Regions from separate parts of the Homo sapiens genome. Here region 2 is linked to region 1. A link is a loop called in an ENCODE intact Hi-C map of the cell type or tissue named here. Cell type or tissue: CD14-positive monocyte. All regions are shown on one strand. Links, peaks and the distances in the headings refer to the core of each region. The heading gives the core; the rest is flanking DNA.

Evidence for each region. A loop is a pair of places that touch in the nucleus more often than their neighbours do. Peaks named below come from ENCODE experiments on the same cell type or tissue, not always from the same donor. Only the 100,000 strongest peaks of a DNase experiment are listed, where the experiment ranks them.
Region 2: it touches region 1 in a loop (4-fold over the local background); 7 of 110 quality-filtered maps call a loop at or near these places.

Annotation. Positions count from the first base shown.
Region 1 is chr3:6,793,560-6,809,526 of GRCh38, forward strand. GRM7-AS3 (GRM7 antisense RNA 3) reads right to left here and starts at 11,890. Exons shown (of 4, transcript NR_110123.1): 1 at 11,830-11,890. In CD14-positive monocyte, for the core only: CTCF peaks have their summits at 5,925 (motif pointing left) and 6,135; no DNase peak of the experiment used is centred there.
Region 2 is chr3:6,208,510-6,224,476 of GRCh38, forward strand. It overlaps LOC105376942 (a long non-coding RNA gene), which reads left to right. Exons shown (of 4, transcript XR_940578.3): 4 at 6,401-8,646. Among named protein-coding and RNA genes, the nearest start is that of GRM7-AS3, 590 kb to the right of the region's middle. In CD14-positive monocyte, for the core only: no CTCF peak of the experiment used is centred there; DNase peaks (open chromatin) are centred at 7,622 and 8,312.

The sequences.
Region 1 (15,967 bases), core at 3,778-8,777:
TCCATAGTGGCTGTACTAAGTTACATTCCCACCAACAGTGTACAAGCATTCTCCTTTCTCTGCATCCTTACTGGAATCCATTATTTTTTGTCTTTTTGATAAAGGACATATTGACTGGAGTGAGATGATATCTCATTGTGGTTTTGAATTGCAGTTTTTAGATGATTATTGATGATGGCAATTTGTATGTCTTCCTTTAAGAAATGTCTACTGAGATCTTTCGCCCATTTTTAAATCATATTATTCGTTGACTTTTTTTCTACTGAGTTGTTTGAATTTCTAATATATTCTGGCTATTAACCCCTTGTCAGTTGAATAGTTTGCAAATATTTTCTCCCACTCTGTAGGTTGTCTCCTTGCTTTGCTATGTGCTAACTAGCTTTTGTTGCATTATATTGGCCAAGCAAGTCACAAAACTAGTCTAAATACAACAGTCACAGTGGCTCACGCCTGTTATCCCAGCACTTCGGGAGGCCGAGGCCGGTGGATCACCTGAGGTCAGGAGTTGGAGACCAGCCTGGCCAACATGGTGAAACCTCACCTCTACTAAAAATACAAAAAAAATTAGCCAGGCATGGTGGTGGGTGCCTGTAATTCCAGATTCTCTGGAGGCTGAGGCAGGAGAATCACTTGAACCTGGGAGGCGGAGGATGTAGTGAGCCAAGATCATGCCACTGCACTCCAGCAAAAAGAGTGAGACTCCATCTCAAAAACAAAACAAAAGACAGTCAACAAAGGGATCTCACCTCTTGATGGAAGAAACTGCAATGTTACATTGCAGAGGGCAAAGGAAGGGGTAAAGAATAGGGGTCATTTTTGTAGCCTGCTCCTCTAGTAAAAAGCTAAATTCTGAGAAAACAGACTAAATATAGAAACTCAAATTGTAAATTCAAGGCGGAGAAAAAGGTTTACTAAATCACCAGTGAGTATCAAAAAAAAAAAGACTAAGGTTTTCAAGTTCTTGAAGCATACATGTGAGATTCCTATCTGAGGTTCTTCATTTTCTAACTACAGAAACTTAAATAATACATCCATATGGATAAAAATATCTTGTGTCCTTTCAAATGTGGGTAATACCTATGATTCCCTTCTTTGTTGTTGTGAGAATAAAGCAGGATTACTTTTTTAAAAGTTCTTTACAGAGGCTTCACATTGCAGTTACTTCATGAGTGTCTAGAATAATTCACTGACTTTATTATGATTAACCCTGCTGTAGTTATTAGTGAATCACACTGGACAAACTAATGAACTAGAAAATAGAATCAAAGAATCAATACAGTGGAAATAAGACTGAAGTTGAAGATATCTGGCCGGGATCATGGATTCTAGATCTGTGCAACCTTAGGCAAGTCACAGTATTTCTCTGGACCTGTGTCGTTTCTAAGAAAATGATGCTTCTTCTTAGAGCTGAAATGTCATTCTGCTCTAAGAAAATTACAACCAAGAATGTTCCTTTCTCATTTTCATTTTCCACATTGTATTTCTGCTTGCAAAACAATATTGTATTCTTGTATCAGAGAGTTTTAGGGCAAACAAAGATGATCAAGTGAATATCTGAATGTTTGGGAAAGGAGTGGACCAGAGTGAGGAGTCCCAAAATTATCACCCCAGTTGTTAAGTAGCTGAGAAGGACTCCACACATTATTAATATTTCTGGTTATCAGGCCTGTCTGAAGTTATTCCACATAATTTTTGTTTTCAGTTACAGCGATGTGTGACTAATTGTTCGTATGCGTTCTTAATGAGCATATATCAAATTTAAAAATAAAATATTACTTAAAAATACTACAAATAAAATCACACAACTTTGAAGCTGAGTTCTGTTAAGTAGCTGAATGTGTGAATTACATAAGAATATGAGATATAACCTAATGTACTAATGCATCTTCTAGTATCTATCCTACACTGCTCTGGTTAGCACCAGTGGCTCCAAATGACGAGAAAGTGTCATGACATCAAACAATAGGGCAGAATTCCACCAAAGAATACTGAACACTTTTATTAGGAAAATAGGAAAAGGAAGAAAAATAGGAAAGAGTGGCAGTTTCTTTGGACAAAATCTGAGTAAAAATTATTACCCTCAGGGTAGAAATTTTCTTAAATTGGGAAATCATACCTCGAGCTGACAGCTTGGGATATTTGTTCACAAACCTATTAACTTCTCTATAGCTTCCCATTAAACATCACAAGTAGTTTATTCCCATATCTTCTGGGCCAGTGGGCCAAATTTCGCCTTGAATTTCTCATTCCTATATTTTCTTTGGCTGTTTTACTGATCTTCACGAACTTTCTTTTTTTTTCCTTTCCTTTTTTTTTTTGAGATGGAGTCTCACTCTGTCGCCAGTGCTGGAGTGCAGTGGTGTGATCTCAGCTCACCGCAACCTCCATCTCCCAGGTTGAAGTGATTCTCCTGCCTCAGCCTCGCAAGTAGCTGGGATTACAGGTGCATGCCACGGTGCCCAGCTAATTTTTGTATTTTTAGTAGAGACACCTTGAAACTATAAGTGAAGAGGTCACCTCAAAATATACAAAGTCAAAAACAGGCTTCTGAGGAGGTAAACGTGTTTTAAATAAGGAAATCTCCATTATAACTTCTAAAATGTCATTCATTCAGAAGGTAAAGCAACATGAAAATAGACCTTGAACAAGACTCTTTTTCATGTCTATTTAAATAAGAATGCTATTGAATTTGTGGTGCTAATAAAATAGTTTAAAATTTATAGCATTATTTTCTGTATCCAAATAAGTGAAAATATTTTTTTAATATTATTTAGTATGGTTTATAGTGAGTTAGCTCTGAGGATGCTAACACTCTCTAATACTTTTCCCCCAAATGTTGATATATTTGTATTTATTCTATATAAAACATTCAAATAGTATTTTAAAATGATATCCACAGTGTCATCCAAAAACCTACAACATAATTTTTTAGTCTTTATTATAATTTCAATTATGTGGAAGTTAAACATATGTGACTATAACACTTTTTTTAGATTGTGGTTTACAAAAAAAAAAATCATTCCCTTGTTGAATAATTCAATAGGTTTATATTGGCAAAATCCATGTTCTGGTCACTTGGGTGCAGCCCCCATTAAGCCTGTAGTCCAATGGAAAAAGAGTTCAGTAAATTCTTAAAACTGAAAACTTAACATGCAGTATAATAGTTCTATGCTGGGGTCAACATAGTGTATTACAATTGCATATTGCAGAATCCTTTTATTTGAACTTACAGGTTCAGAGAGTTTCCAGGGAAAGTAACATGGAAGGTAATATCTGACAAATCAGTAAAAATCAGCCAAAGACATGGAACAGAATGCTTCATCTCAGTGAGCATTATATACAGATGTATAGGGGCAATAAAAGAGTTGGCATTCTTTAAAGAAGTAAGAGTTCAATGAAACTAGAAGTTAGAATTCCTGAAAAGATGAAATGGAGATTGGGAATAATAAGTCTGGAGTGGTAAGCTGGGGTTGCATCATGGAAGTTCCTTTCTATCAAGTTAAAGAATTTGACCTTTCTCCTAAGAGGATTGGAATTCTACAGAAATGTTTTAAATAAGAAAGCAGCCTGGTTAGGTTCACATTTCAGAAAAATCATTTCATTACGAATAAAGGATCATAGACAAATGAGAGCTGCAAAGACAGAGGCTGAGAAACTCATTTGGAGCCAGCTATAGTGGTTCCAGGTGAGAGATGCTATTGGCCTCAACTAGAATACCTCTTAGTGGGGATGGAGACAAGTAGCTGCAATCATCATATTTTTAGAAGATTAAATTGAGAGGGCTTCAGATTGGATGTAAAGGAGGGTTAGGATCAAGGGTTAAGGAAGCTAACTAGATTTGTGAGACCTGTAACAGTGGTGATTGATTCCTCAACCAAACTAGGAAACATAACGAAATTGGCAAGCGAAGGTAATGCGATCATTTGGTGGCATAGTAAGATTTTCTTTCTGTAAGACTTCAAGTGAGATGGCTAGCAGAAATTTGTACCTATGGATTATGAACAAAGTCCTTTTCAGGAACAAGATCTGAGCTAGAGATATAAACTTTGAGAATGTCAGCAAGCAGATGGTAATTAAACATATGGGAGTAGATAATATTACTTGGGGATGATTTATAAAGAAATGATTCTCAAACTTTGGGGTCAGATTAATTACCCAGGAAACCTAATAAAATTCAAAATCCTGGGTACCAACTCCAGAGTGTCTCATTGAGTATGTGTAGAATGTAGTTCCCAAACCTGTCTTGTTGAAAAGTAGGGCCCCACCCCCAATGGTTCTGATGGAGATGATATTCTGACCCCACTCTGAAGTATAATGAGAAGAGGATCTTGCTTAGTGTCCTGAGTAGTATCAGAACATAAGCGATGGACAAAGAAAGAGGAACCCAGAAAGAAGACTATAAATAAGCAACTGGAGGTACTGAAGGAAAACCGGGAGAAAAAAACATTACAAATTCTATAAGAAAATAGCGGGTACAAGAGTGGTGAACAGGGTCAAAGTGTTGAGAGATAAAGTAAAGATAAAGGCTAAAAACACCCACTGGATGTAACAAAAAGGAGGTCATCACAAAGTTGGCAGGAACAATTTTGGTAGAATTATGTGGGCTGCAGCCAGATTGCAGTGGGCTGAGGGTTGAATATGAGATGAGGATAAAGAGACAAGAAGCAGAGGCAAAATGTTATAAAAGAAGTTCGGACTAGAAGGGCAGGAAGTTGCTGCAGCAGAATGTGGACTGAAGGGTGAGATGTTTTTAGGAGGGAAACAACTTGAGTGAATGTGGTATCTCATACCTGACGTGCTGCATCCCTAATTTCATTTTAAAGTTTTTTTAAACAGATTCATTGAAGTGTAATCTATATATTATAAAATTCATCTTTTTAAAGTATACAGTTGATTTTTTTTTTTTTTTTTTTGAGACGGAGTCTCACTGTGTCACCCAGGCTGGAGTGCAGTGGTGCAATCTCAGCTCACTGCAATCTCCTCCTCCCGAGTTCAAGCAATTCTCCTGCCTCAGCCTCCCAAGTAGCTGGGATTACAGGCTACTTGTATTTTTAGTACAGACGGGGTTTCACCATATTGGCCAGGCTGGTCTCGAACTCCTGACCTTGTGATCCACCCACCTCGACCTCCCAAAGTGCTGGGATTACAGTGCTGTGCCCGGCAATTCAATGGTTTTTAATAAAATTACAGAGTGTACAAGCATCACCACAATCTAGTATTAAAACATTTTCATTGCTCCATATTCCATATACCCGTTTACTGTTAATCCACATTCTTACACTCTGCCCCAGGCACATACACATGCATTGTTGGTCTCTACAGATTTACCTATTCTAGACATTTCATAGAAGCCATACAACGTGTGTGTTCTTTTGTGTCTGGGTTCTTTTGTGTCAGAGTTCTTTTGCTTAGTATATTGCTGGAGAGGTTCCCTCCTGTTGTAACATATATCAGTGGTTTATTCCTTTTTTATTGCTGCATTGTATTCCATTTTATGGATAGAGCGCATTTTCTGTATCCATTCATCAGCTGATGGACATCTGGATAACGTCCCCTTTTTGACCATCATTCGTGAATGATAGTGCTATGAATATTCACATGAAAATCTTTATGTAAGCATAGGTTTTCATGGCTCCAGGGTAGTTATCTAGGAGTCTGATTGCTGGGTTGTATGTTAAGTTTGGGTTGAACTTTCTAAGAAATGGTCCAACGTCTTTCTAACGTGGCTGCAATATTTTACATTCACACTCTTTCATCCCTGCCCTAATAAGCACATATTCACTTACTTTTATACCTGCATTCATTGAAAAAAAAAAAAAAAGAACTGTCCCCTCTTGGATAGTGGGGAGCAAAGTAAGGTGCTGCTTTGGGTTCTGTGCATTATGGTTAGGCCAAAAATGATGGAAATATGAATTAGCATCAGCCTGCCCCCTAGTGGTGGTCCAGACTGCTGTGCAGTCAACCTAAATCCATGGGGCCAAACTTCTAAGCGATCTACTCTTTCCTTCACTCACTCTTGTCACTCTACCTCCGTCTTTTCTGGCAAAGACCAAACAGTGGGCAACGAGTTTAAGTATGCTCAAACAAATTTAGAAAGTGTATAGTGAGGTGCAGTGGTTCACCAGTATCAAACCGTCTACCAGTCATGTCTACCAGAGATATGGACACTTACTCTCATGTGTTTAAGGATCAGCTGCTGGGGGACTTGGGCAAAGTTACTGAACTTCATGTAACCTCAGTTGTTTCTTTATCTCTACAATGAGGATTATGATAACACCAGGCTTAGTTATACTGCAGTGATTCAATGAAATTTCATATGTAAAGCACCTAACATAGTTAAACCTAGAGTTGGCATTCAAGAAAAAGTAAGTATTCAAATTTTATGATAATAAAAGTGGTCACGAGTGTAGTCAAATGCTACAATGACATTCTATTCATATAATTATTTTTTATCTGTTCTCATTTACTTATATCCTATGTTTATGCTCTCTATTTAAAATTGAAATGTCTTTGAATTTAGAACTACAGTTGACTGTATTTATTTGACAGTCTACAGTGTACTGTAGACAATTTATTTGATATTGATAAGAATCACAAAAGTAACAACAATACTATCCTTCATTATTTTATAGTAACAATATATCAGGACATTTGCTAAAATCTCCCTGTATGTAAAATTTAATGCAGAAAACATTTTTATAAGGTAGGTAAAGATCTCAGTCTGTGTTGGAGAAAATATTTCAGCCACATCTTTCTCGCTGCACCCATTTTCACTACCTGTTGTGCTGCCACTGCCAATGGAAATGACAATATCAATTACAGCTGGTTGATAATTGAGAAGTATAGAGACTAGAAAAGTGTGTGTGATGTGGCTCAGATCTGGATTCTCATGATCTTTTGTTGCTCTTTTGTCAAAGAGAAAAAGTAAGACCAGAAATGACCTGAGTTTGATGATTACTGCGGTTTGCAATTCAGCAATTCAAGATAGTTGCACTCTCCTTCCCAATCCACCCTAACACCTGCTTCCTTTTCCCCATTAATAGCTAAAGTTTTCTCCCCGAAATAGTCAAAGGTTCATTGGAAATTTTATCCATGTAAAGTAAGTACATAGGCCTTCCTTTGTTTTTCTCTTAACAATGCTGCAGACTATGTTTGTTTGGAATCTGTTCTCTGATGGCAGTTGTTAAGTTATTCATTTTAATGGGTGTTTTATAACTTTAAAAGGAAAATTGTTTCCAGGGAAGAGAGCATGCCTCTAATACAGAAATCAGGTATTTAGGGGGAAGAACAATCTAATAAAACACTTTGGACAGCCCGTGATAGTGTTCAGACACACAGTTCTAGAAGAGAAATAAGAAAGCATTTCTTTGGCCAAATGTGATCTGAACCATCCGGGTTTTTGCCTCACATACTGTAAGAGACATTTATTCTCTTCACTATTCAATTATTTTGCCAGCGAGATGTGGGAATTAAAGTAGCAGCAATCATGATAACATGTGTGAAGCATCAAAATACTTTGCACTGAGCAGACAGAGATGCCAATTGTATTTTCAGCTTGGGTTTACATATGGAAAATATTGTTATTATTTCCTTCAATGTCATCAGTTTTTAATGGCTCCTATTCCATCCAATTTTTAAGCTGTAAATATAGTCTAGTATTTGAAAAGAAAATCTAAGTAGTTCTAATGCCAGAGGCTGGAACTAGTTTGCCAGCAAAATTCATCTTTAGTTTACATGTATTTGGATGCTTGATTATATGTCCCCAAATCCAGTCATAATTTAGCCCAGAATTTTAGACTAACAGAACGCAAGTGTAGATACATTTGTTTGTCTCATGCAGTTTAAAAAAAAAAATCTGTGAGCAAGCCTTTAAATATCAAGAGATTCCACAATCTTTATTTGGGCTTCTCTTCATGAATAAAAGATTTTAAAATGCTTTCTTATCCCTGAGTAGGACACCGGACAGATAATGCATACTTACACTCTACTATTTGATATTTGTCCAAGACCTCCTAAACACCTTTGATTTTTGCTTAATATTACTCGATATTTAATCTACTGAAATATTTTAGTCCGTCTTTTTTTTTTTCCCCTGTAGAAAATTGAGTCTAAATTTAAAGTGGCCTTTCTAATGCAATCTGAGCCAAAAGGTATAATTCACTTTAAAGTAATTTGGGGGCAAGCTTAGAAGTGTGTAGGCAGTAGGGCAAACATTTATTTAATTTCCTATGCTACTACAGAAACGATAATAACTAACAAACATTAAATACTTATTCTATGTCAGGTGCTGAGGTTTATATACATTATCTCGTGTAATTCTCACAACAGGCCATAAAGCAGGTGCTAAATGCTATTATTAGTTTAACAGCAATAACAAAAAAAACTCTAAACCTCAGAGCAGGTATGTGCATTGCCTAAGGTAAGGTAAGGGACTGAACTAGGACTGTCTTCTCTCTAAAACTCACTTCCTCACCACTCACTCTCTTACTCTGTCTTACCTTGACATTACATTCTAAAGTATTTTTTAAAATATATTTAGGTCCTGCACACACCTGTTATTCCCGCACTTTGGGAGGCCGAGGCAGGCGGATCACTTGAGGCCAGGATTTCGAGACCAGCCTGGCCAACATGGCGAAACCCCATCTCTATTAAAAATGCAAAAATTAGCCAGGCGTGGTGGTGCCTGCCTGTAATCTACTCAGGAGGCTGAGGCAGGAGAATCACTTGAACCCAGGAGGCAGAGGATACATGAGCTGCGATCCCACCACTGCTTTTCAGCCTGGGTGACAGAGGGAGACACTGTTTACAAATAAATAAATAAATGTTTATTTTAAATGTAAGTAATTAAAAACATAAAGCTACATAAAAATGCATATTTATATATATAAATATTCATCTTCATACTGAATAAAATGCTCAAGGAACTCTCTGCTCCTCATCACACCTTTTGGGTCACAGAGGGTCCTCTTTTTATGATGGCCCATCAAAGAGGTCAGTGTTAGGTAGCATTCTTTCCCAATATTTTCCTTTTTTTTTTTTTTTTTTGCTATTGTAAATGAATTATGTATGCACCCTGAAGTAATTAGCAAAGACGTTGTTGTTCAGCTGAATTTTAAACTAATTAATCTGACCTAATTCTTGTCAAAAATAATTAGGATAAAATATGTCCTCCCTAAGCAACTCTTTGAAGCTGAGACGCTAAAGCACAGTACCTCCTGTGTATGCACTGCTCTAAAATTGAGAGGGCCATTTATTTAACAGTTTTAGAGGAAATGCTAAAATGCTACCTTGTGAATTGCCACCTGGGCATCATCTCCTCCTCCTCCGTTTCTATATTCAAATAAAGAAAAGAAGCTGAACTAACAATGGGACTATAACATGAGTGGTCTCAATGAGCCCTTCACATCACGTGGTTTACAATTAAAACATCAAAACTGGTTAATTTCTTCTCTTCCAAAAGGCTTCCTGCTGAATATGTGTGCCCCATTTCTCAGCCCATTCACTTTTTTTTTTTTTTTTTTTGAGACAGAGTCTTGCTCTTGTCCCCTAGGCTGGAGTGCAGTGGTGTGATCTCAGCTCACTGCAACCTTCACCTCCCCGGTTCAAACAATTCTCCTGTCTCAGCCTCCTGAGTAGCTGGGACTACAGGTGCCTGCCACCATGCCTGGCTAATTTTTTTTTTTTTTTTTTTTTTGTATTTTTAGTAAAGACGGGGTTTCACCACGTCGGTCAGGCTGGTCTCGAAATCCTGACCTCAGGTGATCTGCCTGCTTTGGCCTACCAAAGTGCTGGGATTACAGGCATGAGCCACCGCACCTGGCCCACTTTTCTTAATACAAAATTGATTAAGCTATTTTCTGTCTCCCCATCCCCTACCTGCCCCAAATAAGCTTTTAAAATATCCTTAGTGATATAATGAATTGGGAAAATGTCTCATGTAATAACCAAGTCCTAAGCTATATGTTTCTAGAAAAAATAATTTAGGAAAAGCAAATAAGCAAGCTTTACCCATAGCTGCAGGTTGTCAGCAAGTTGAGATGATCTCGGGTTGCAGCAACTGTGGAGGTTTGTATATGCTGGTGTTTGCCCAAAGCCTTCACTACTGCCCTGTCATTCTATAGCAGCCTCTTCTGCGTGCCCCCTAACCTTGCTCTCAGACATATTACGGAGCTCTTGGGAGAGGAGCGCATTGTGGGATATATCTATCACATCCCCAAGCAGTTCAGAGTTAATAATTTCCTTATTAAACCTATGAACCCTTCATGTTTTCTAGTCCTCCCTCCCCAACCCCCTTCCAAGTTAGTTTCTAGGCAACCAATAAGCACTGAATTACATTAAGCTCTTTATTTCAAGGCTGCAGTTCAGAATTTTGCTGCATATTTGTTGGCTCATTTATAGAGACTGCAGCATAAAATGTATTAATTCTGTCTAATCTGCAGTACATCAGTGATTTGGTTAGAACCACATTACCCGTACCTGTTTTTCATGTTTAAATCACTCAGTGCCATGATGCTCTTCTTTATGCAGCTTATGCCAAAGATACTGTGAGCTCTAATTTGAAATCATGGAAGCAAGAATTTCCACAATTCCCAGTTCCTGGTTATCATTTAGCACCTTGAGATAGTCTTTTAGGAAATTAGAATTTTCAAAATCTCCTTTTTTGAATGGCCGAAATGTCTAACAGATGACTTTTAGTAAGAAAGATCAGAAACATACGGTTCAGGAATAGCCTGAAATGCAGGATAAAAGGGAGGATATTGTTTGCTTTAACAAACTGAAATTTTGGTGTGAAAGAGAAGCAGGCCCTTGAAAATATTCCTTTGTTGGTATGAATCAAGGAATTGAGGTTGTAATTTCAAATTTTACCAAGGACAGTGTGAGAATGAAGATTAATCTTCCAGCAAAAAAGAACTGTTCTCTGTTTTGAATGTTGAATGGTTTGAGATATTCTCTAGAAAACTCTGAGCAAGCATGCTCTCTTTCTCTCTCTGTGATATTTATAAAGGGATCTGGTAAGTCTCTAAGTGTATAATATATTAAGGTCCTCACAATTGAGCAAAAATATAAATTAAATGTTAGTTCACTCTGTAGTTTCTTAAAACACAAAGCAGTAATCTACACTGGCCACACTAAAATGGTGGCTTTGAGAAAACAAAGTAAAATCCTTTTAAAACTCAAACTTGAATCTAATCTCTTTCCTTTCACCTGCTTATAATGTAGCTGAGACAGGTGTGTGTGGCATATAAAGCTGTAGAAATAAATTGAATGGTCTTGTGGCATAGAAAGCCAGCTGCCCACTAGAGTTGCATGGTAGAAAAACCTTCTAGGAGACCCTACTGCCAAGGAGGAGTGGCCCAGATTAGGCAGCAACTGCATCTTCCAGGTGACTTTGCACTTAGAGGTGCCACTTACTGGATTTGCTTCAGTAAAATATGAGCAGAAGGGAGGTATGCCATTTCCAGGCCTGGCCTACAAGATCTTCTGTGTGATCTCCCATGTGCCTGCCTTTCTTTTTTTTTTTTTTAATTTTACATTCTTTTATATCAATAGTTTTTGGAGTACAGTTTTGGCTACGTGGAAAAGTTCTTTAGTGGTGATTTCTGAGATTTTAGTGCACCTGTCACTCAAGCAGTGTACTCCCATATGTCTCTTTCGTCCCCCCCGTGCACTGGATATCACTAACCTCTCAACCTGGGGAAAAGTGAGATGTTTTGTCAAAGCCTCCATTACCAGTGACTGCATGGAGTATCACCTGTCTAGATCCCTGACAATAAAACTATTGTTTATCACTGAGAATTTGGGTATATCTGTTTCAACAGCTCGTTTTACCTTGACTTATAGACGTGCCATGCATGAGTCACAAGATAGGATCACTTCAGTCAGTAGAACCACAAATATTCTTGACTGCTTACTATGTGCCTTACAATGTAGATTCCAAGGATTCTATGGTAACCAGACAAGAATGGCTTCTTAAAGTAGTAGGAAAAAAAAGACACACTTCAAACTATTGCAATCAATCTATTAATTATATACATGTAATGAAATGCAAAATAGAAATTTAGTACCTATAGAGCATATAATATAGTAAGATTTAACTACAGTAAGGTTTAAATACAGTAAGATTTAAACTACTCTGGGGTTTGACAAATATTTTCATTCATTAATACTTATTATTTCCAAATGTTAGTTCAGATGAAAATAAATCTGGATTTCATGTTATACATAGAGAGCTGAGTCCAGAGTAGACCAGTAGAATCAGTAGGTTAAATTGTTTCTTCCTCTCCTCCCCCAATGCCCAGGAATCAGGATGCAGCTATAAACCATTTATTAAATAAATTTTTCTTTTCCTTTGAGAAAAGGAGGCTGGGCGCCGTGGCTCACGTCTGTAATCCCAGCACTTCAGGAGGCCAAGGCAGGTGGATTATTTGAGGTTAGGAGTTCGAGACTAGCCTGGCCAACATGGTGAAACCTCGTCTCTACTAAAAAATACAAAACTTAGCTGGGCATGGTGGTGCACACCTGTAATCCCAGCTACTCAGGAGGCTGAGGCAGGAGAGTCACTTGAACCCAGGAGGTGAAGGTTGCAGTGAGCCAAGATTGTGCCACAGCACTCTAGTCTGGGCAACACGTGAGGCTCCATCTCAATAAAAGAAGAAAAAAGGAAAGCACTTAGGAAACATTTCACTTAATCCTTCCTTTCCTAGATGAGGAGGAGAAATGTATTTTCCGAGCTTATAATACCTTCCATTTTAATATATGGAACATTTAGTGTGGGCCAGAAACTATGCTAGTTGCTATTTTTTATTGTAAAATTTAATAGACATATAGATTAGTGCACCATAAAAATATATAGGTCAGTGATTTGTCCCCCGAAAAAAAGAACACTCAGGTAATGCTGCCTAAATCAAAAAACTGATCATTGCCTACTCCTGAGAATCACTAAACAGCCTGGCCCAATCCCAGCTACCTTTTTCCCCACCTACTACCCTTCCTTTTATGGTCATGGTTAGTATCTCTCTTTATAGTTTTACTGTATTACCATGAATTCAAAAATACTGGGCTTTATAATTTTTTGAAGTTTAAATACATTGGATCTTAACAGTATATATTCTTGTATGTGTGTCTTCCCTCACTCAACTCTACGTGTGTGGCTTTCATTCATGCTCTTGATTGTAGCATTCCTTGGGTCTTTCCCATTCTGTTGTATGAACATATCACAGTGTATTCCATTGTATGGACATTATACAATGTATCTAGTTTAGTATGAATGATATTTAGTTGTTTGTTATGAATAGCAGGGTTCTACATAATCTTATACCTGCTTCTTGACACACAGGTGCATGCCTGTACTTCCAGTTCCTAAGTTTCAGACTTTGGTGTTATGTTATAGCAGGCACCCATGCCTCTGTATCGTTCCCCAAAGTTATTTTCTTATTTTAAAAAGTTGGGAATGGAGGGCTGGGATAACGTAATAGAGCCAGATATACTACACTGGCCGTCTGGTTACAGTGCCACAGACATTTAGTTCAATATTTAATGGGTGAAGCTGAGTTCCATCCTGTATCATTGAAACAAATGACTGGAGAAAACAGATGATCAGTATCCTCTTTGGAATGCCATTACTCATTTCTTTTATTTGTTTAACCATTTTTAACGTGGGTAAGATGAGTGTATTCTTGCTCTCAAGTTTGATTTTACTACTTTTAATGAATTTTTTTTCTGACTTTTTGGTCAAGCCAAGTTTTTTCCACATCATAGCATAAGCTGTTCCCTTTGCCTGAAATGTTCTTATTTTAAAGCTTTGCATGATTAGCTAATTCCTTATTATGATAGTTTTAACTTAACTCAGAAGTCTCCCTTGAGTATCTTACCTGCCCCAAGTCACTCTTTATTACATTGCCCTTTATATTTGCTATTAAAGAATTTATCACTACATGTAGCTATCCTGTTTATGTTTTATTCCTTTTAAATGTTTCCTGGGACCTCCTTTTCTTGCCTTCCAGAAATATAAGCACCAGGAATCTCATCTCTTTTTTTTCTTGAGCAAGCTCTCTCCAGTGTCTAGAACAATACATGGTTCATAACAGGTGTTCAATAAATGAACTAATGAAAATGAAAGAAACAAAGGAAGGAAGGAAGGAGGGAGGAAGGAAGGTAAGAATGGAAAGAGGGAGGAAAGAAGAACGGAAGGGATATTCATGGAGACCAAGGAGTAAAGACGCTCTCCACTTGATACAAAAGTTTTGTGATTCTGTAGGACAGGTATAAATGAAAGAAGATCTGTGCACTCAACTCTCATAAGTTGACTGCAAGCAATTCAAAATGTACCGAACCATTAAAGGTTAGAAACAGGCAGGGGGCCCAGTGTTTCCACACAGCGATGTAGACTGAAGGCAATAAGGGAAACCAAGGACCCGGGAGAGCGTGTGGCCATCATTCCAATTTTCTATACATCTCCGTGCCAAGCTGTGTATATATGAGTTGCTAACCGCATGACTCATGTGAATCTCAAAGAAAGAGTCTGAGTCAAAAGCAACCTCGGGGTTACTAGCCATGGAAGCAGAGGAGGGAGAGTGTGGTTATTAAACATTGTTGTCAAAGAACAAAGAAGAGACAAAAAAAGAAGAAACTCAGTAAGCAATGGTTCAGTATTCTCTCGCATTCATTTGAAGGAAATTGGATGACGTCCAAAGTTTTAACGTGAGCAAAGAGACTGGATAACCCCTGGGAGAACTTGTCATCTTGGCAGGCTCTGCAAAATAGCTTATGTCTATCACTATTGTAGTAACAGACAAAAAGGGTTGATATTTATAAGGCTCTGTAAGAATGTGTAGTAAGATGTGTCTAGGAGTTGTCTCCAGAAAATCCCAGAGCAATAAGAGTCATAAACTAGGTACAAATTCCAGGAGTTGACCAAAGCATTAACAATAAAATAAATATATTTTTGACACATGAAAAGAAGAGAGGCAAGGACTCCTGTAGGTAGATTCAATAGGAATGTAATATAATATTTGTGGTTATGGACAGTGAAAATGTTTAAATATCTACAGTGTCAAATTGACATGTATTAACCCTTGAATTGATAATGGGTTCTACTCATTTCGGTTGTTTCCTTCTCCCTCCAAAGATGGTAACTTTAAGTTTACTGTGTTAGCTGGAACAGAAAGTGACTCATTTTACAGACAACTTGACAAGAATATAAAGTTAGGAAAGGATGGTATGAACTGTGTCCTATAAATACCAAATTCCTTTTCTAAGTCATTGCTGAGGAAATAGTAAAATAGAACAACCCAGGATATCCAGGAAAATTATATGGGAGAGTAGTCAATAGATTGCAGAGGGGGAAAATATGAGCATTTCTGAGCAAAAAAACAACAACAACAATAAAGTGACTTTGATGTGGTGACTATGACGCCTAAATGGAGCATAGAATCTAGGACAGAGAGCCGCCTCTCATTTGTGAGAGCTCAGAGAGTGAGAGTTGTGCTGAGTAATTTTGCTTGGCAATGAACTTAATACCTTCCTCTTCTTCCCCCAATTAAAAAAATTGCAAAATTAGACGAGGTAACAGAGGTAGATTATCTCCCTTCTAATGCCCACTTAACATTCCAAACATTTATTTATCAAATTGCAAGCCCTATGATATGAAAAGTGGAGTCCATTTTGCTACCTTGCAAAAGGAGCTTCAGCTTCCCATTTCTCTTGCCTTGTGGTTCACATGATGAGAACGACCCAGATGGGTTATCCCTGAGGAACAAAGAGACCCAAAAGAGTGATACTGACAACCCAACCCTGACCCATATCTGCCCTAAGAGCTGGCAAGTCCTGTGGGCCTTGAGGATGCTCCATTTTCCCATTCATCTCGAAGAACAAAAGTGTGACTCTTTCAACTGGGTTCCTCTCAAGAATCCAGAGCGTATGATCTATTTAACTAAAGTAGCACAGGAAATCCCCAAGGCTAAAAAAA
Region 2 (15,967 bases), core at 6,129-11,128, 580 kb before region 1:
AATCTATTATTCAGTAGAAAAAATTAAAAGGTTGAGAGTTGGTGACCCAGTTTATTAGATGGTGCAATGATGGGTCCATAAGCGTGCTATGGTGGAGAGTTTCAGCATCCAGGCTGATCAGGATTTTAACAACAATAGCCAGAATACCTCAGCAAGTTTCTATTACCTAGCCTTTGGCCATCTTTACTATAAAACTGAATCTCTATTTTTGACTTTTTGGAGTTATATATGCTCTGAGTTAATTCAATGAAAATATTAAAGGTGATTTGGGAATAAGAAAACACATTTTAATGAAGACTTTTTAAATAAATAAAATTTTCTATAAAATTATTTTGAATGTTATTGTAGCTATTTCATTTCTCTAATCCCTGACATTAATGTTGATGAGTAAAGAAAGTTTGAAGAATCACTTGAAAAGCTGCAGAAACATTTTAAATGCCTCCATTTTATTACCTCTCATTACATGTTTTAGGAAAAGTGGGAAACAACAAGGCACTGTTTCTGATGTGCCTTTATGTACTAACACTCACTCATTCTGCCAGTTGGTCTTTACATGGCTATTGAGTCCTCTTGAATTTTCACTCTTGTGCTTTTTACTCTATCATTATGAAATCAGAGTTGTATTAGAGTACTGAAATTACTTTATAGACCTTGTTTTTATATTCAATTATGCCTCTGTTAAGCCATAGAAAAGTAATTTGTTTGTGAGTAACAGCAGATATACCACCTGGAACTCCAAATACAATAAAGAAGAAAATGGAATTTAAAAGACAATGGAATTTTGAGGGTAGGAGTAGAAGGAATGATGCATGAACATATTTTAGCTACAAACAAATAATTTTTTGTAACAAAGAGAAATGAACTATTTGGTGTGACTGTGCAATAATACTCACTGAAATAATATGTGAGTGAACTAACCTACTTCTGAATTTGTGTTTTTTATTATTAATAAAGGTGAATTTCAATTCTAAGGGAAAAAAAGTATGCCTAAAGGAAAGAAATGGCTACTGATCTTCAGTCCAGGTGGGAAGCGGACAGTGCAGTTTTTTGGAATTCCAGTCTCAACTCCCGCATTCAGTCACTTCTGAGCACCACTATATCCCCACTTTCTCGTCGACGCTGAGTGAAGTAAAAATAGTTGATGAATCGGTGGGTCTTGAGTGAAGGCCTTGGAGAGTTTTCAACCCCTAGGGATGTCGTATGGGAGATGGTTCACATAATCTCACAGCCTTTTCTACCTTGAACTCCACCAGTTGCGCCCAGGGAAGACCGTGGAAGATGCTGATAAAGCTTCCCTTGTTGGGCTGAAATAATAAAGGGCGATAACAGCTGCTGTGTAAGAGTCACTGAACTCCCCTGTGCTCTTCTCCCCATTGCCTGGATGGAAAGAAAAGCTTTAATCTGAGGGGCAATGGCAACATAAACCATCTCCCCTAGGGTAATGGGAAAAAGGGACTAAGAAACAAAAACAAAAACAAACCCTTGTATTACCAGGGAGAGGTAGGGATACGTGCAAGAGGAACCACTGTGGTAGAAAAAGCTGGAACACTGAATAGGCTACACCATGATTTCAGGAACACAGTGCTTTCCGAAGGCAGAAGATTAATCAGAATCACCAGTGTATGCTCCCCACTGATCCCCATCATCAGGCTGAGGGGCATTGAATAGCAAGTAACCATGAAATACTGCCAGAAGAGTTGGAAGAGACAGACTCCCACTGAGGCACAGCATGAATGGAGGATCTAAAACTGAAATTCAGGGTGATCTTGACGAAAGCCCTCTGGAAAAACCAGCTGTTACCCTAAACATAAGATATCTCTAAAGGAATTTGAAGCCTGTGGTGTACTCAAGATGACTAAAGCAACAACGAACCTCTAAACCCAGCTTAACTCTTGACCAGGAGTTAAGAAAAACGACCTACACCAAATGCCCAGCAGAAGAAAAGGAATGCTGTTTTCCGAGCATAAAAGCTGCTTCCCCCAATCTCTGTGGCCTTACCTGCAACAACAAAAAACTACTCAGCATAAAAAGACACAAACAGAAGTTTTTAAAAACTGAGAAAGCATTCCCCAAAAGGACAAATCAATCAGCAGAACCAAACTCAGATTTGACACACGTCTGGGGACTGAAATGCAGTTTAAAATATTTGTAATATGTTAAAGTTACCAATGGAAAAGGTTGACAACATCCAAGAACAAATGCTATTTTAGAAGAAAGATGGAAACTATAAGTAAAAAATTACTTGCGAATGTTAAAAAGGAAAAACACAATAGCAGTAATAAAGATCACCTCCAAAGGGCTAATCAGAAGAGATGACACAAGTAAAGAAAGATTCACTGAACGTGAAGATAGGTCAGTAGAAATTACCACAACTGAATTACAAAGCGAATAAAGAGTGAAAAATAACAGAGCATCCAAAAGCTGTGGGGTAATATCAGACAATCTACGACACATGTAATCAAAATAATAGACAAAAAGAGAAGGAGCAGAATTATTAAAGATTTAACAGAATTTTCCAAAGTTAATGACAGACACAATAATCTCAGTGAAAACCAAGCAGGATTAAAAATAAAATTCACACCTGTGCATATAATCTTCAGACTGTTGAAAATAAAAAGCAATAAGAATGTCCTGAAGGTATCCGGGTGGAAATGATAAAAATGAAAAAAGAAAAAATAAAAAATAAAAGAATGAGCAAAGCTTAAGGGTTATAGCAGACTTCTTATCAGAAACTATTCAATCCATAAGGTAATGGAGTGACAGCTTTAAAGTGTTGAAAGAAATAAAAGTGAACACAGAACTCTATATCCAGTGAAAATATCTTTTAAGAACACAGGAAAAATAAAGACTTCATGAGTAACAAAGATGGAGAGAATTTATTGCCAGCAGACCTACACTACAACGAACATTAAAGAAAGTTCTTTAGGGAGAAGGAATAGGATACTAGATGAAACAGGAATCTACACAAAAAATGTCAAATGCTCTAAATCAAATACACGAGGGTAAAATAATATATTTCTTTTTCTTATTTTTAATTGCTCTAAAAGATAACTGATTCTCTAAGTAAGAAATAGTAGCAATATTGTGAGTTTATAACATAGTATAAGTAAAATATATGGCAACAACAGTGCCAAGTGTGGAGGAAGAAACTGAGACTATACTGTTGTAAGGTCCTTAAACTACACATTTGAAGAAAGATTCTGATTAATTTCAGAGGTGTATTGTTAACCCCAAACAACCACTAAAAAAAAAAGTTAATAATGGAGATAGCATAGAATAATAAAAAATGTGCATCCAACTTAAGGCAGAAAAACAGGGGGAAAAAGAGATGAAATAAACTGAAAATAGCTTGAAGATTTATTTTATTTTATTTTTATTTTTGAGACGGAGTTTTGCTCTTGTTGCCCAGGCTGGAGTGCAATGGCGTGATCTCAGCTCAGGGCAACCTCTGCCTCCCAGGTTGAAGCGATTCTCCTGTCTCAGCCTCCCACGTAGCTGGGATTCCAGGCATGTGCCACCACACCCGGCTAACTTTGTCTTTTTAGTAGGGACAGGGTTTCTCCATGTTGGTCAGGCTGGTCTGGAACTCCCGACCTCAGGTGATCCGCCCCCCTCGGCCTCCCAAAGCGCTGGGATTACAGGCATGAGCCACCAAGCCCGGTGAAGATTTATTTTAATTCAACCATATCAATAATCTTATTAATTATGTGAGGTCTAAATACTGTAATTACAAAATCAGAGGCTGTCAAATTGATAAAAAAACTAAACCCAACTATATTCTATCCATAGGAAAACTGCTTTGAATATAAGACATTGATCAATTAAATGTAAAAGGATGAAACAAGATGTACTAAGCAAACACTAATCAAAAAACAAGCTAAAGTAGCAATGTCAGTATCAGACAAAATACGCCTCAGAACAAGAAATAGTATCAAAGATATACAGACATGTTAGGCAGTGATAAAGTCAATTCTCCAAGAAAACACACAATCCTGTTTAAGTTATTAGGTGCATGCATCTAATGCTAATAACAAAGCTTCAAGTTACATGACACAAAACCCGATAGAACTGAAAAGAGAAATTGACGAGCCCACAGTTGTAGTTGGAGCTATTAACATTTTCATCGAAGTATATAATAAGAAGGCAGAAAACCAGAAAGAAGAGCAATGACCTGGACAATGCTGTAAATGAACTTGGTATAAACAACTTAGCATTTATAGAGCATTCCATGCAATGATAAGCATTTTTCTCAAGTTAAAATGGATCATTCACCAAGATAGATATATCCAGTGGTACAAAACAACCATAGTATATTTTAAAGAAAAAAAAGATACAAAATGTGTCTTCAGGCCATAATAAAATTAAACTAGAAATTAATAAAATAAGAATACCTGGAAAGACCCCAAACATTAGAAAATTAAACAACACACGTCTAAATAACCCTTTGGTCAAAGAAGAAGTCTCAAGGCAAGTAAAAAAATATTTTGAGCTTCTTAAAAATGAAAATACTACATTCAGAATTCAGGGGATGCAGATAAAACCATGTCCTTACAGGAAAAGTTTAGCATTAAATGTACTTATTAGGATAAAAGGAAAGTCTTAGATCAGCAACCTAAATCTTTATCCTATAAAAAAAAAAATGAGTAAAAGAAGGGCAAGTTAAACTCCAAGTAAACAAAATGAAAAAAAGATAAAAGTTAACACTGGGCGCGGTGGCTCATGCCTGTAATCCCAGCACTTTGGGAGGCCAAGGCAGGCGGATTACCTGAGGTCAAGAGATCGAGACCAGCCTGGCCAACATGGTGAAACCCCATCTCTACTAAAAATATGAAAATTAGCCAGGCGTGGTGGCACACACCTGTAATCCCAGCTACTCATGAGGCAGGAGAGTTGCTTGAGCACAGGAGGCTGAGGTTGTAGTGAGCTGAGATCATGACACTGCACTCCAGCCTGGCCGACAGAGCGAGAGTCTGTCTCAAAAAAAAAAAAAAAAAAAAAAAATACTCCTTAGTATTTACCCAAAGGAGTTGAAAGCATATGTCCACATAATAACTTGGACACAGATGTGTATAGTAACTTTATTCATAATCAGCAAAACTTGGAAACAACGAAGATGTCCTTCAGTGTGTGAGTGGATAAACTGTGGTACAGCCAAACAGTGGAATATGATTTCGTGCCGAAAAGAAATGAGCTATTAAACCCTGAAAAGACACTTAGATATTACTAAATGAAAGACGCCGATTTGAAAAGGATTTCTGACTTTCTGGAAAAGGCGAAACTATCGAATCAGTAAAAAGATTAGTGGTTGTCACCAGTTGGGGGAAAGAGGGATGAACAGGCAGAGTACAGACAACTTTTAGGGCAGTGAAAATGCCCTGTAAGATACTATAATGGCAGATATATATCATTACACATTTTTCCAAACCCACAGCATGTGCAACACCAAGAGTAAACGCTATTGTAAACTATGAATTTCAGGTGATAATAATGTGTCGACGTAGGTTCTTCCACTGGAACAATTGTGTGGGATCACTCTTGTGTGGGATGTCGAGAGTGGGGAAGTAGTGCATGTGTAGAGGTAGGGGATATATGGGAACTCTGTACCTTTCACTGAATTTTACTGTGAACTCAAAACTGCTCTAAGAAATATAGTTTATTAATAAAATAAACCGAAACAAAACAGAGAGCACTAATATGCAAATTATACTGGCGAGGTTATTGTTTTACGCAGACATTAGAAGTAAGCTTATGCCTGTTTTTACATTGTAAAGATGTCACCCTACCAGGGACACTTTTCCTTTAGACATTTGAATGGATGGTTCTTTTTTTTTTTTTTTTTTTTTTTTGAGACGGAGTCTCGCTCTGTCGCCCAGGCTGGAGTGCGGTGGCGCCATCTCGGCTCACTGCGAGCTCCGCCTCCCGGGTTCACACCATTCTCCTGCCTCCGCCTCCCGAGTAGCTGGGACTACAGGCGCCCAACACCACGCCCGGCTAATTTTTTTGTATTTTTAGTAGAGACAGAGTTTCACCATGTTAGCCAGGATGGTCTCCATCTCCTAACCTCGTGATCCGCCCGCCTCGGCCTCCCAAAGTGCTGGGTTTACAGGCGTGAGCCACCGCGCCCGGCCTGGATGGTTCTTTTTATTATCCAGAGCTCATCTCAAATATTAGGTTCTTAGAGAAGTTGGCTCTAACCACTCTATGTAAAACAACTACACATTGTATATTTTAACACATATTTAATCATGAAAATATTATTTGATCATCTCCTAAAAGATTAAAAAATGATAAACATTAAGGATTTTTTGAAAGAGGCAGTTTTGCTTATATAGGTTTTCTTTATTGCTTTTCTATTTTTAATTTTTTAATTTTAACTTTTTTTTTTTTTTCTTTTTTTTAGAGCAACACTCATTAGAACGGCCAATATCCAAAACACTGGCAACACCAAATGTGGCAAGGATGCGAAATAGCAGTAGCTCTCATTCATTGCTGGTGGAAATGCAAAATGATACAGACCCTTTGCAAAACGGTTCAGCAACTTCATAGGAAAAGAGTATGCTGAGTGTTGTTCTATCTCATTGTTGCTTTAATTTGCAGTACTCTAAATATACATAATGTTGAACATCTTTTCATGTGCTTAATTGCCATCTGTGTATCTTCTTCTGTCAGATGTCTGTCCAGATGATTGGATTTTTAATATAATAATTATGTATCTTTAATATAGATTATGTTTACATTGTTTAAAGTAAGTGAAATATATTTAAAAAAATGCAGATCCAAAAGTTTTGGAACCTATAAAAAAATCCACAGAAATCCATAGAAAGAGTTTTAAAAACACAGAGCTAGAAAACCTCTGTTATTTCCAATTTTCATCTTCTAGGATTCAAAGACATTGGATAGATAGAGGGAAGCAGGTTTTCTTGACATGTTTGTATTATGGCCAAGTTTGATAAAAATAAATCCATTCCAAAAAGCAAAAGGAATGCAAAGCAATCTAGTTGCAAGGTATACAGTTAGTCCTCCGAATATTCTGACTTTGAATTTGGTAAGAATTTCTTCTTATTAGTAAGAAAAGTATTCATAGCTGTATTCTCAATCAGCCTTTGCTGCAGTCACTCTTCAGAGTTTTTATTCTTGTCTTTGTCTGTGGAGCCTGAAAGAATTACGCCTATAAATAAGGTAGAAAGTTCTACTGGTTAGAAGTAGATAAACAGATTACATGCTTATCTCTGTGGTATGTCAGCACCCTACAAATTGGGGAATTGAATAGATCCATGTTCAAACAAGAAGTTTGCTCTACATTTCTACTCTATTCTGTTCTCAGAAATTAAATTGTAATAGACATTTAAAAAGTAGTGGTTGTACAGATCAGTATTTTACTGATTCTTAGAGAGTAGATTTTAATCAAATATGCCTTTCTTTGATTTTAAAAAGGAGAGAGCAAAAGCCCATTGAAAAGAAAAAAAATTCCATCTTCTACTATTACTATAGTTATAAAGTTGGATAATAATTAATAAACAGCCCTTGGGGAAGTTTTATGCATTGCATTAATATAATTTTTCTCAAACTATGCATGCAGTGATTCACAGTGAGAGTGACGTGCCTCTGGTGAATTTTGAAACTTCAAACATGCTGATTGGGGAAAACTTCCCTAGTGATTCCAGCATATATTTAATTGCATATGTCTATGGTCTTTTTTAAAAAAATGTTGTCTTTTGGAATCCCATGATAGCTTTTCAGCAAAAAATCCTCCTGATTACTTGACCATCTAGTTTTTCCTATTTGTATTAGAAGTACAAACAGTAGGGATTATATAACTGTGCTTTGGGATAAGACTTCAGCAAGGACATTGCACCTGATCTTTTCAAGGTTATTTCTGGCTGCATAACAAATTGCTTCAAAACTTAATGGATTAAAATAACTATTCTATTTCTCTCATACTTTGAGGGCTCAGGAAGTCTCCAGATTGCTGAGCCTATCATCATCAACTGAAGATTTGCCTGGGCTGCAACATTCAAGCTCTCTCACTCTCACAGCTGGTAACAAATTGCTGGCTGTTCTGGGGCACCTTCGTGTGGCCTCTCCATGGGTAATGGGAGTCTCACAGCATGACAACTTTGTTCCAAGACAGGTGTCCCAAGAGGGAGCAGCTAAAAGGCAAATATTCAAGGAAATCAAAGAAAAAGCTGCCAGGTGTCTTCTAACTTCATCTCAGATATCTCACTGTATGGTTATAAGTGAGTCACATTCAAAAGAAGAAGAAATTGTCCCCCTCTGCCAACGGGAAAAATGCCAAAGAGTTTAAAGTCATCTTTATTGCATCACATACAGTGTTTCTTAAATGGCAACTTGGTCATTCAGTATTGGCCAATTTCGCTGGGGAATTATCAATGTTCCATCCACATCTTGTTATAGCAGTGTCAAAAATATTTCCTATGTCAACCTCCCCTCTAGTTTCCCAGCTCACTTTATATACCTTAAAATATCTAAAAATGTAACCAACAAAGCTTATTGTAGAAAGTCTGAACACAGAAAAACAGATTAAAAATATACCTTGCTTCTAATCTCATTATTTAGTGATATCCATATTTTGCCATTTTAGCATAAACATTCAAGTTTATATAATTTTGTTAAATTGCTTTTTCATTTAAGAGTTAAACAGTGTTCCATGTCATTAAATTTTTTATATTATTTACATCTTTTAAATACTTTCATTATTTTAGAAAAATCTTATATTGTCTTACTAATTTTTTTTTTTTTTTTTGAGACGGGGTCTCGCTCTGTTGCCCAGGCTGGAGTGCAGTGGCGAGATCTCAGCTCACTGCAAGCTCTGCCTCCCAGGTTCCCACCATTTTCCTGCCCCAGCCTCCTGAGTTGCTGGGACTACAGGCGCCCGCCACCACATCCGGCTAATTTTTTTTTTGTATTTTTTTTTTAGTAGAGACGGGGTTTCACCATGTTAGCCAGGATGGTCTCGATCTCCTGACCTCGTGATTGATCCACCTGCCTCGAATTTCTTAAGGAGTATACAAAATAAAATTTATTTTCACTTTCCTTTCAGTTCATATCCATTATTGATATGGTAGTGATATTGGTGTGGTAGAGATTCACAAGAAGATGGTCGAAAACATATAATTGAATGAATCATATCATGTCACGAAAATGATACCATGGCTTAAGTTCAGATTCAATATCCTTTATCTATAATTATAGAATTGAAAAAGAATCTGAAAAACAATTTTTGGTTTTGTTTTTATAACTTATCTGGCAATAAGAACTGATCTCATCTAATGAGAGACTATGATACTTATTTTAAACAATATTTTGTATATTCATAACTTTGGCTGCAGAAATATTAATATTCAACTATGGATTGCTGCCTGAGACCCCCCCCCCCCCGGTGGTATATGTACTATATTAATTTTCTAAACTAGAAAATCTAAATTCTGAATGAATGAGGTCACAATGTTTTCTCAAAAAATTAATAATAGGATCTAACATCTATTGAGCTAGTGTTAGACACTGTTCTACGTTAATATGCATATTTGTTCATTTTATCCTCTAAACCAACAAATATGAATGATTATCCATTTCTCACTAGAACACGGACTCTCAAAGAGAGTGAAAAATAACTAGCAAGTGGAAGATGTATAATTCAATTTGACCCCCAAGCCTGTTTATTTTTTTACATTATTTTGCTTGACTTATTCATTGGCAGATAATTTTCTAAATACACTGAACTGTCTTCAGTAGGGCAAAATTAAGGTTTTAGTGTTTTCCTCTTTTTCTCCCACTCTATTTTCTAAATTCCTATAAATTCAAAGAATTGTATGATTGTTTACGGGGCTACCTGCTCTGTCCTCCTAAGACGGTGAAATCTCATTTTCTTCGCATTTTTTTTCGTTTCCTCTGTTGTCAATTTGTTAACTTCTAACCTCCCCTACTTTTATTCTCTGCCATGGGCATTGCCTACTTCTATCTTCTTCACTGTGTTTTTCAGTTTGATGTAAATATGACAAGCCACCTTAAGGTAAAATGTTGCATTGGAAAATAAATTCAAATGGTAATTTACGAGGCCTTGATAAGTAACGTGAATCTGTACAAAAGAATTCTGCAAGAGGTAACAGTTGAGAAATTGCATCATGCAATACACAGAAAATCTTCCTAAAAATACTCTTCTGTAATTGCGTTTCTCATAGTAATTGTTATCTTCTTTTGTTTACATCTCTTTGTTTATAGTCATCTACCTCCATCTTTTTGATAGCTTCCTAAATCCCTTTATACTTTATTCTCTATTTTTCTAGACCTATCGTTTTCTTCTCCAGGAGTTTCTTGTTATTTTTTATGTAAAGCCACTCACCCCTTCTTTCAAACAAAATGTTCTTAGAAGACTGGAGTTGGTGTTAGGGCCACTTTGCCTACCTGTTTTTGTTTCAGGCACGCATGCTTCTCCTGTGATATTGTCTATGCATTTTTGTATGAAACAGCCAGAATTAATCCACATTAGTAGGCAATTGAAGCATTCAAGCTCCAGTCTAACTCCTGCTGGTTTACTTTTTCTCCGAAATATGCTATCTTTGTATTTGATTAGAGCTCTACTGTGCAGCAAAAATATTTTTGCTTGTTTTAGATATAATTATTCTAGTTCTACTTTGATTAGAATCTCATTGAAGATAAAGTGGAGAAATAAGTTAACAACTGGGATACAAATAAAGCTGACTTATATAGAGAGATGTGATCATTCCCAAATCTTTCCTGACCCATTGAGCTACCGTCATCATTCTTGGAATTTCCATCGTACATTTTCCAGAGCAGATGCTCAGCAAATATTTGAATGAATATCATAGAACATTAGTTCGCTAATAAAAGGACATGGGCCCATGAGGTTTGCTTGCTACTCAGCTTCTAATCCTTTCGTATTGTTCATTCACAATTTTACTACTGCTCCTTAAAAAAAAAAAAAAAAAATTTTAAGCTTAGAAAGCAAGCTCTGGTGCAGGGCCTATCATGGGCATATCCAAAACTACGGTTTATATGGGACAACGATTGGCATATGCTTGTTTCTGAATATGATATTTATATCTATGGAAATCTGCCAAAATCTACATTCCCAACCATCTGACGTAATGTCGATCACAAGTTAATCTACCAAGATGATCCACTCCACCTTTCCTGGGACATTTTGTTTCCTGACAAAGGGAAGAGACAACAAAATGTTTATCAGGAGTTGAGTTTGGCCATCATTTAAAACTTTTAAGTCATCCCCCTAAAAATAAACAAACCAATACAGCATTGTTCTTGACCTTGATTAAATAATATTCAAAGCTAGTTTTAGTTAGTGACATATAGAGATCTTAGAATAAGATGAGGACAGAATAAGGCCAATTTATGTACTGTGCAGAACACAGTTTTGAAGGAGGAGTGAGATTATATAAATTCCTTTTTTTTCCTAAATCATCTACTTTATAGTTAATATATTCCTCTTGGATCCACAAAACACTTACAACTCTTTCTAGGAATAGTATTTTGTTCTAATAGCTAAAACGATTCCCATTCATTCAGGACCATGTGGGTAGTGTATCATTTCCTGTGCAAAATGAAAGTTCAGATCCTCACCTTAAAAAACAAACAAAAACCAGGTAAAAATGCCATTAAAGCTACTAAATCTACAGCTTTTTTTTAGTTTGCAGACTATTACTCTCATTTGTCATGATTATTCATTAGTTAAAGCCTTAAGTAAAAAATTTAAATTTTAACATTATTAGCATGGCTTTTGTCATTCATCTTTATATTGTACAATGCCAATTTTAAATGCAAATGTAGAAGCAATTAACTTATAGATGGAATAATGAAAATTACACAAGTACTATTTTCCAGCTTATATGCATATGTATTTCATTCTTAGCTGAAGAATCGAATAGAGACTATTCATAAACTAATTCACCTGTTCTTATTTAATTTGATACGCACACCTTCTATCAATGCTATCTTTGGCTTAGAAATGAGGAAGGAGGAACTGAAAAAAAAGGAAACTATGTGTTGCCCTTTATTTCCCTTTTCTTATGTGTCAGCAGTTTTCCATAAGTGGCTATTAATAAAGTCATATAAAGTAAGGAAATACATGACAGATTTCTTAGCCACTCATGTCTCTTAGAATGCTGTTGCCTTCTTTCTGTCTTCAAAGCAAGTTCTAGTTTGAACAGAAGGTGTGGTTTCTCAGAAATGAGAACACCCCACTCACTCAATCATAAAATATGCTTACCTTGCATTTACTTTTAGTCCGGTTGCACTCTCACATGTTGTAGGTCCATTGGAATTCTGTGCTTATGGGCCATTAATGACACTGTATGCAAATAGGGTGGCATGGAACAGTGGCAGAGGTGCATATTGCATGTATATCCTTTGCTCATGCACCTGCTTTCTTGCCTCATCAGACTTCACATGCAAAGCACAAGTTTAAAGATAAAATGAATAACAATTTTAATAGGGCAATTTTCCAGCTTGTACACCTATGAAGTTGTGCCTGCCTACGTTTCACTCTTGTTTTCTTGAAAAATTGTAACCCAAGAGTGAACAGTAGGAGAAAGAAGGGGAACAACCCAACCACAGGCTTGAGTCTCATGTCAGGATTGTTTAATAATCTGGACACACGAATCCACTATTGGAGACAATTTCATATTTAACCAAACCCTATTTTAGTGAAAATCTGTCTTATTCTGGAACAGATTAGATGAATAGAAAAAGGTACTTGGAAAACATGTGGTATGTAAACAGACGTTGCCCAAGTGGGAGGCTTAAAGAAATTACAGAAGAACATGCAGCTGTTTCTAAATTGTAAACTCAAATTCAGATGATATTTAAGTAGTTTTATTTTCTCTCTGCATATTAGATTTCTAGTTTCTAAAAAATTACAATCAGGCACCATATATCCTAAATCACAAAGCCCCTCCTACTCCTAGATGTGAAATATGTTTTCTTTAAACGGGTTTACCCACTGAAAAAGAAAAGATGGCAGGGAAGATGTTAGAGCCATGTGTGTCTCGCCAGATTGTGCCTTCTCATTTTGGGTGTCTCTGAGCCATCATTCTGAAGACAGATAGTAATCTAGAAATGGATTTGTACCTTTTACACATCATTAGCTTACATTTTCCCTGCCTGTCAAGCAGGCCAAAGATTAATGATTCAGAATTCTCTGCCTCACTGATTCTTTTTCCTATCTGAGGATTATATATTTATTTTCACCTTCCACATTTGACCATTGAATAGGACTCAGGAAAGTATGTATGGCAATGTGTCTCAATACTACACTTGTGTAACATTCTGTCTATGTATGATCCTTAAGAAAGCAAGGTGGCAATACTGAAATCAAATGGCATATGACACAACCAGTCCAATAAATTTGAGAAGATTTTGTTCTTTGGAGATATATGAATGTGTTTTGGAGAATTTATCTTGCCTATGAAATCAAAGATAGTGAAATGCAGGGGCCTACATGGTATGGTCTTAAATTTCAAACATTCAGGCAAATTTTGCATATTTCATTTCAGGAAAAGCCAGTTTTCTTAGCTTACTGAACATGATAATCTATTCTGAATAACTTTACTTCTTCAATTTTTAAGTAAAACTTGAGGCAGGGGAATTTCTACCAAACTTATGATGTTATGAACTTATTAAATGCAGTAAAACTCCTTTTTTGGGGCACTAGTAGAACAGTAAAAAAGCCTTGACCCTGTTTATTTAGCTATTATGTAATTGCGTGGGAACAGAGTGTGAAGTGAAGAGATAGAGTTTCAGACCCAGAAAGCCATTAATACTACTCCAGCCTTTCAAAGCCACAATGACTTTATCTGTAAAAGTTCTATAATTCTTCAGACCTTGCCTGTTGACATTGAAGAAAGGTTGTTGGATGTTGAACATTGAAAGAGATAATCTGAGGCTCTGACACATACCAGGTGTGCCGAGGTGTGGATAGAGGTCACGTACAAGGGGTAGTTGTTGTGGAATGTGAGTGTAGATGAATCAATAGGTGTTTATTAAGTACCTACTAACTGTGAGCACTTTGAATGTGTGCGAGATGTAAAGAATACATCTCTGCTCTCAAGGGATAAAGACAAAACAATAGTAAGCAAGAGGACATCGCCACATTTCATGTGCCCAGCACTCAGTTGTCCTCATACTGAGTGTGGTCCGTGTACGAACACATTTGGCACTCACAACCATCCTATGACTTAGGTTCAGTGTATATCACCTCTGCTTTAAAAGGAGATAAATCACCAGGAAGTTCAGTAACTTTCTCAAGCTCATACAAACAGGAAATGGTGAGACTGGGTCTGAAAAGCAGAATGTTTGAATCCACAGTCTGCAATCAACCTTCCTTTATTATAAAAAATTAAATCCTAAATTTTGTCTTTAAATCTTCAGCAGTAATTTTGTGCTCATTTTAGGGAAAGAGCAATTCTGTGTTTTGTGTGCATTTGCTAGCCATTTCCCTTAATGAAGCATTACATAAAGTAATTTATTTGTTGAAAAAACACAGGTAGGAGATCAGAAAAATGCAAGAAATTCGGATTTCAAATATAACAGCATATTAATTACAAATAAATATCTGGTTATTATCTGTGCACACTTAATGATTCAGTATAATTTTAAGAATACAATTTGTATTTGTTCAAATATATGGTGACATTTTACATCGGCTCTCTCACTTAGTAAAGACAGCCCTGAAAATAGCCAAATACAATATTTCAAATTAAGTTTCTGAAACTTAAGCCACTTATTTACATAGGTAAAAATTCCTCTGAAGACTATGAAAATAAGTTGTGGCTATTTTTTAAGAGCTGGAGTTAAACGGTTAGAAAAAACTCATTTAATGGAAATGCATTTTAAATTTCCAAAAACTGGGGTAATATGTCACTTAAACTAATGTCAAATATAATGATACGAGATATGATTTGCCTAACTAAAATAAAAAAAATCTCCAGGGGAATTTCTGAGAAGTATTTTCATGAAAGTAAAAGTGTTAACTCATGTTTTGGCATATTTATTCTAGTAGAGAAGTATACCAGGGTATAATATAGACTTTAAAAACAGAAGGGTCACTTGATTTCTCCTGCTTTTCTCTACCATTGTGAATTAAAGATCATTCATTTAGCAAGTTGATAAGTATTTATTGAGCCAAGGATGTGCCAGACACTACACTAGACAGTGGACAAATAAAAATAAACCAAGCAGATATGGTGTCAGTCAGTGATGTTCTAAAACAGAGGATGTGGTGGGCAGTGGAAACAGCTTGTCCTAAGTGCAAGCTACAAGCTGTTGCATTGTATATAGAGAATTTAAGAACAAGAATAAAAATGAGTAAAATCAGCCTGCTTTTTATCACTACGCTCTGTCAATTCTAAACAATGTTAGTGTTAAAATAGCTCCTCTCCGTTGGAGAAGACTTTCCTATGCACGCTGACACTCTTATTGTAAAATAATTTTGATAGCTTTATTCAAAAACCTGGAACACCCTAGGTATAGAAATTACAGGCAAATGCATAACAAACTGTGATATGTTCATATAATGGAATATTACACAGTAGTTGAAAAAAATTACTGTCACATTCAACATCATTGGATGAACCTGAAAAATATGAGGTTAATTAGAAGATGCTTTACGTAAGAATATGCTGTGTGTGATTCCACTTACACAAAAATTCAAGAAAAGAAAACTCATACTGCGGTGCAAAATAATCAGAACGATGGTCATCTCCAAAGGAGCATGAAAAGATTTGACTGAGCATGGGTGGGAATACTTTCTTGGATCCTGGTCATGTTCAATATCTTGCTAAGGTTTGTGATACAGAGATGTACACTTTTGTCAAAATGTAGACAATATGCATTTGAAGTTTGTGCATTTTATTCTATGTAAATTTAAATTTTTATTTCCTTTACTTTTTATTCCGCAAGAAAACATCTGCAAGTA